2 separate regions of the Homo sapiens genome follow, and region 2 is linked to region 1. A link is an interaction called in ENCODE POLR2A ChIA-PET data of the cell type or tissue named here. Cell type or tissue: PC-3. All regions are shown on one strand. Links, peaks and the distances in the headings refer to the core of each region. The heading gives the core; the rest is flanking DNA. Region 1 has its middle 110 kb from the start of COL6A5. Region 2 holds the start of LINC02021 (long intergenic non-protein coding RNA 2021).

Region 1 (2,804 bases), core at 87-2,586:
ATTGGCAAAGGTCACACAGCTAGTGAGTGATAAAGCTGGGATTCAAACTCAGGCAGTATAGTTACAAAATCAGTGCTCTTGATTACTGCCTCTGAAGCTGTGTATTCAAATATTATTTAATTTGCTGAAATTGTATTTATATCTTGGCATAGTGGTGTGCACCTTTCATCCCAGCTACTTGGGAGGCTGAGGCAGGAGGGTCACTTTGAGCCCAGGAGTTCAAGGACGCAGTGAGCTATGATGGTGCCATGGCACTCCAGCCTGGGCAACAGAGTGAGACCCCATCATTCAATTTGGTAGGAAAAAATCAGTAAAGTGTTTACAGAGTATGTATTATGCACAGGGAACTGCTAATAGACCTCGGACATTCATACCATTAAGGCAAGGGTCCTGCCCTCAAGAAGTTCATCCAGTGGGGTTTTGTTAGGTTATCAAATGATAACTGGAAATTTAAACTTTCAACCTGTTCTTTTGGCATCGTCTAAGCATAACCCAAATCTGTCATTCTATAGCCCTTCTGGAGCACATTATATGTATTTATTTTAAAAAACAAATTGTTTTTAAGTATACTCAAATTGAAGAACTTCGGAACAACAAATTTTACTAATATATCAAATCATTCTCCATAATTAAAAATCCTATGAGTGTCAGATGATAATTTCAGAAGGTATCTGCTGCTCTTAGACTTGCTAAGGGAACTAAGGAAAAAAAAATGGTAGTTAACGTGTAATTAGAGATTATACTTATTTTATGATGGAAAATAGCATCTGAACTGAAGGGAAAGCAACTAAAAGATGTATATTTTTCCCTTTTCTTTTTGATGACTGGCTCAGGACCCTCTACCACTGTTGTGTCGCTGCTTTCCTGTCTATACCCACTTCATTACACAGCTGATTGGAAGTGAAGCAAGTCATGCTGGGAACCATGAGCAAGATAATCAATAAAACCTCTCCTTAATTCTCACCTTCCCGCTGGGATGTGAGTGTGATGGTCTATTTAAATAGATGATTATCAATACCTCACTTAGGAGAGTAGAAGCCATAGTCAATCAATACTTCTAATAGGAAAGTGTTTCTCAGAAAAGCTGGGAAAATATTAAAGTGTCAAAAATCAGCAAAGTAAAATAGATTGGAGAGAAAATGAGCAAATCCCAGCAGTGTAGTCAGTGAGATTAAGCTACTTAAATGCACCCTTGGCTCTTGATCAAATCGAAAACACAATCTCTTGTCCTTAACCCTTGTGTGTATAAGGAAAAGGTTCATTCTTCAATGGAGATCAATAGCCTCGCTGCCCTCTCATCACCCTTTTAGAATTTAAAATTGGTTGAGTGAATTCAAAAATAAAAGCAATGTTCTCAAACTGTAGTACTCATCAGATTCACCCGGAGAGATTGCTAAAAATAGAGACGCTGAGGACTCGCATCCTCTGCTTCAGATGGCATGAGTTTGAAGTGAGTGTTCTGGGGTGCTTCAGAGTGCAGATGCTCCCTGATTAAAGTTTGATAAATGAGATAGTGATGGGTCAGGGCACCTTAATTTGTGCTTCCATTGGCATCCAAGGTGATTTTGTGGTTACATGGAATATAAATGACTCTTTAAAAATTGGTTGCATTTTAATTTCATCTTTGGATCAGGGACCAAGAGGAAGGCAAGGACCACCAGGAACTTCTGGACAAAAAGGCTTAGTGGGTGCTCAGGTAGGTTTGTAAAACAGCTACAATGCAGCTACTCATTAACACTGGCTGATTCATACCCCTGAGTGTTCCTGGATAAATAACATAAAGTCACACTGTTTGTTCTGGGATATGGGGATATCAGGAATTTCTAGAAAAGCTAATTTGATGCAGTAGATATTGATCATCTGCTATGTATCTTCTTCTACCCTAGGTAAGTTTTGGGAATATAGTGACCAATGAGATATGGGTTTAAACCTCGAGGGTATGTAATATAAGTTCATATTTAGCTATAGTAAAAGATGACATAATGGTACCATATAAAATTATAAATAACTAATCTGCTCCTTACAAATATGTAAGGAAGCATTACTATACCAATTTTATAGATAAGGAAACTGAGGCTAAGGGGAATTAAATGACTTGTCATCCGGATAGTAAGTGTCTGAACTGACTTCCAACTTGGTTCTTTCTAGTGCCTGCTTTACTCCCCACCTAATATCTTGATGGTTCATAGGATGCTTGGATAGATTGAGACGGATGATTAGATTGGCTTCCTGAGGAAATGAGCATTTGAGATGGCTTAGAAACATAAGCAGCATGATTAGAGTCAGGAATGAGTCTCCATCAGGAAACTGAAAATAGCAGCTCAAAGATGGCCAAAGCAATAGTTCTGCTATTTTTCTGCCTTGATCAGGAAAGAAAATCTAGCCTTATAACTGATTATATTATTGTCAATCTCAGTTGAAAATATCTTCAGTTTGGAGCAGGTGAAAGTCTAGGCTTTTGTTTTCCTGATCTCTTAATCAAATAATGTTTCCCTCTGTAGCATAGAAATGATTCCTTCAATTCTCAGTATGTGGTAGATGTGGCCTCCTGCTCCCCTATCCTAACCCCCCCAGCCCATAGTGTGTGTATATTATGCATTTTGAATGTTGGAGGATAGAATTAATTAATTGTATTAAATACTAAAGGTTAAACTCCCATCTCTAAGGTGATTCATGAGCATATTACCAGTTACAGAGTATTTCAATAATAACAACAGAGACAGACAGTTAACTTTGTGGCCCTGGTGGTGATTTTGGCCACGGTCTTGTTGCAGGGGAATCCTGGGCCTCCAGGGCCAAATGGT
Region 2 (2,804 bases), core at 130-2,629, 120 kb before region 1:
ATTCTCTAGCTCTCCCATGCAAGCAGAGCCTCATCTATCATGGGTACTGCTGATCCATGGTGCTTGGCTCACGGAAGGCATTTATTAAACATTTTGAGACTGAATAAAAACACTAGCTAACACCGACATGCATTTGCCATGAGCCAGGCACTGATCCACAGGCTTTTGTACTCAACGCTGACAACAACCCTAAGAGGTAGGTATCATTATATCAACCATTTTATTAATAAGAAAACAACAGCACAGAGAGATGCAGTCACTTGCCCAAGGTCACACAGGGCCAGGGGTTGGGCCAGGATTTGAAGCAGGCAGGCTGTCTCCTGGGTCTGAACTCTCAACTACTACACCCTAATCAAACAATCCCTCTGGTCAAATGTGAGTGATAATAATAGTACCCACCTCGTGGGTGTTGATGGTGAGCCCAAGTTAGCATTCAGCGTGGGCATGTGAACAATTATAGTCAATACTGAATGGAGACCTATGATGCTTTTATGAAGGTTTCTATTTTGGGTTAAAAATGCACAAATTTCTCCTGACCAGAAATGATCTCTGAGTGCTAAATATTTCATGTCAATGGAATAACGCAAATGATTAAGCAACACCCCATAAAATGGGGCAGACCCAGGGAGGAATATATATCCAAACTGACTCATCCCAGTGAGCTCACCGCACATGAATTACAAATGGAGCAGGGTGCATTAAGCCCCTCTGCTGGCAGAAGGGAGGCTGCTGCCTGCCATGCGCCTGTGCTGAGAATGGCAGGTCCCCAGGGAGAGGAGAGGCCACCCCCTTCTCTGTCTCTTCCATCACAGGAGTGAAAGCCTCAGCGCATGAGCTGATTCTGTGCAGTGCTCGACATACAGATGAGAACACTGAGGCCCGAGGGACAGCCTTTGACCTGGTCACCGTGCTCAGGAGGAGGTGGTTACCCGCGGGCCTGAGGGTGCTGACTTTTTAGAATGGGCGAGGGCAGCTGTGTCCCAGTGACCAGAACGATTACTGCCTTTAAAAAGTCATGAAAATGATCGTGAACTGTACCCCACACCGAGCGCGCGTCTGCCCCCCAAGACTGTGGAGACGCCCCCAGCTTCCGCCGCCAGCTCGCGGGGCAGGAGGGGTGAGAGCGACTCTGGCCAGGCCCCAGGGACGGGGACCGGGTCTCGTGGCCCTGACCGGGGAGAGCCCAGGAACTCACGTGGCAGGAGCGCCGGGGGTTTCAGCAGGGAGACCCATCCCGTCTGCCCCTGGACTTCCGCAAGCCCCGCAGGCCTCTCCGCTCGCCCCGCCGCCCACCTGCCAGGGGAAGGAGCGCAGTGTGCGCGCCGCTAGGAAGCGGCGCTCGAAACTCTGCAGCAAGAGTTTGGTACCCGCGTTCTCCTCAGGCGCCATGACGTGGGCGGGGCCGCAGCGTTGCCAGGAGACCGGGCGGAAGCCGGGCCTGGACTGAAAAGGGGGCGGGCCCAGGGTAGTGCGCGGAGGCAGAGAGGTGGCGGGGCCTAGGGGTAGGGTCAGGAGGAGCGTCCTGGGGGCGGGCGCTAGGGCGGGGCCAAGATGAGCTTAGGAGGGTGGGGCCTGGGGTGGGGCCAGGATGAGCGTCATGAGAGCGAGGCCTGGGGTAGGGCCAGAATTAACGTCGTTGGGGCAGGTCCTGGGTAGATTCCAGGTTGGCGGGTCCTGGGGCGGGGCCAGGATAGGGCGATCCTGGAAGCTGGGCTTCGGAAGCGTCCAGGTTGGTGGCGTCCTGGAGGCGGTGCCTTGCGTGAGGGCAGGATAAGAGTCCTGGAGGCGGGCATTAGGGCGGGGATAAACGCCATTGGGTTCAGGAGGCGGGACTCGGAGCAGAGCCCAGGAGACAGGTCCTAGGGCGGGGCTAAGGCCAGACCCAGAGAAGGGCTCAGGAGGCGGGGCCGGGGCGGGGCGTTGACTATGTCTTAGCACATGGCCAGGCGGTGCGCGGACTCTGGGAGGCGGAGCTTAGGACGGGCCCACGTGGGGAGGGGCCCAGGGTCCGGGAGGCGGGGCGGAGTCCAGGCTGCGGGCTGCGCTCAGGAGGCGGGCCCTGGGAGGCGGAGCTTAGGGAGGGGCCGGTGTCGGGAGGGACCCAGGGACTGGGAGGCCGGTCGGGGCTGGGCTCAGGGGCCCAGACCTAGCTGGGCTTGGGGCGGGGCCGAGACGGAGCGAGGGGTCCAGGGTGTGGGAAACGGGGAGGGGTTTGAGGAGGGGATCGGAATGTGGCTCAAGTTCGGGAGGCGTTACCTGCGGAGGGTTTGAGGCAGGTCCAGGAGCGAGCCCACGGTCTGCCGACGCGGGGCCAGGGGCGGGCCCCAGGATCCGGAGCTTCGGGCGGGGCCGAGTCCGGGTTTGGGGCCCGGGAGGCGGGGCCAGTTAGAGCGAGGGTCCCTGGGATCGTCAGGTCAGGCCTTGGGCTAACGTAGGCACTCGCAGTTCCTCCGCCTTCAGGAAGGTCTTTTTAGCAGGGGCCTTACGGGTGCGCGCTTCGGTCCTGGAGGCCTTATCCTAGCCTCCTCTCTCCATCAGCGCCACCCGTCTGGGGCCCAAAAGGAGGGAGCTTTACCTCTGTCCCCCAGCCTTTGGAGTGTCACCAAACAAGCCATTCGTTCACCAAATACTTATTAAGTGCCTGACAACGGAGATGTAACGGTGAGAAAAACTCGGTGTTGTCCAGGCCCTCCAGGGGCTCAGGGGCTCGTGGAAGAAGTGGACATTGAAGTATTTATCACACAAATGAGTGTAAAAGTACAATAGCATATCTGCCACGAAGGTGAGCAGACAGAGCTAGCGGG

The links. Peaks named below come from ENCODE experiments on the same cell type or tissue, not always from the same donor. Only the 100,000 strongest peaks of a DNase experiment are listed, where the experiment ranks them.
Region 2: POLR2A ChIA-PET joins it to region 1 with 10 read pairs; 3 of 35 experiments call an interaction of 5 or more read pairs at or near these places.

The regions. Positions count from the first base shown.
Region 1 is chr3:130,231,813-130,234,616 of GRCh38, forward strand. It overlaps the pseudogene COL6A4P2. Among named protein-coding and RNA genes, the nearest start is that of COL6A5, 110 kb to the right of the region's middle. In PC-3, for the core only: no CTCF peak of the experiment used is centred there; no DNase peak of the experiment used is centred there; H3K27me3 peaks cover 898 bases.
Region 2 is chr3:130,110,084-130,112,887 of GRCh38, forward strand. It overlaps LINC02021 (long intergenic non-protein coding RNA 2021), which reads left to right and starts at 1,624. Exons shown (of 3, transcript NR_146653.1): 1 at 1,624-1,729; 2 at 2,539-2,661. It also overlaps the pseudogene FAM86HP. RefSeq lists enhancers at 695-884, 985-1,034 and silencers at 2,035-2,084, 2,155-2,324. In PC-3, for the core only: no CTCF peak of the experiment used is centred there; DNase peaks (open chromatin) are centred at 730, 1,568 and 1,978; H3K4me3 peaks cover 1,887 bases; H3K27ac peaks cover 898 bases.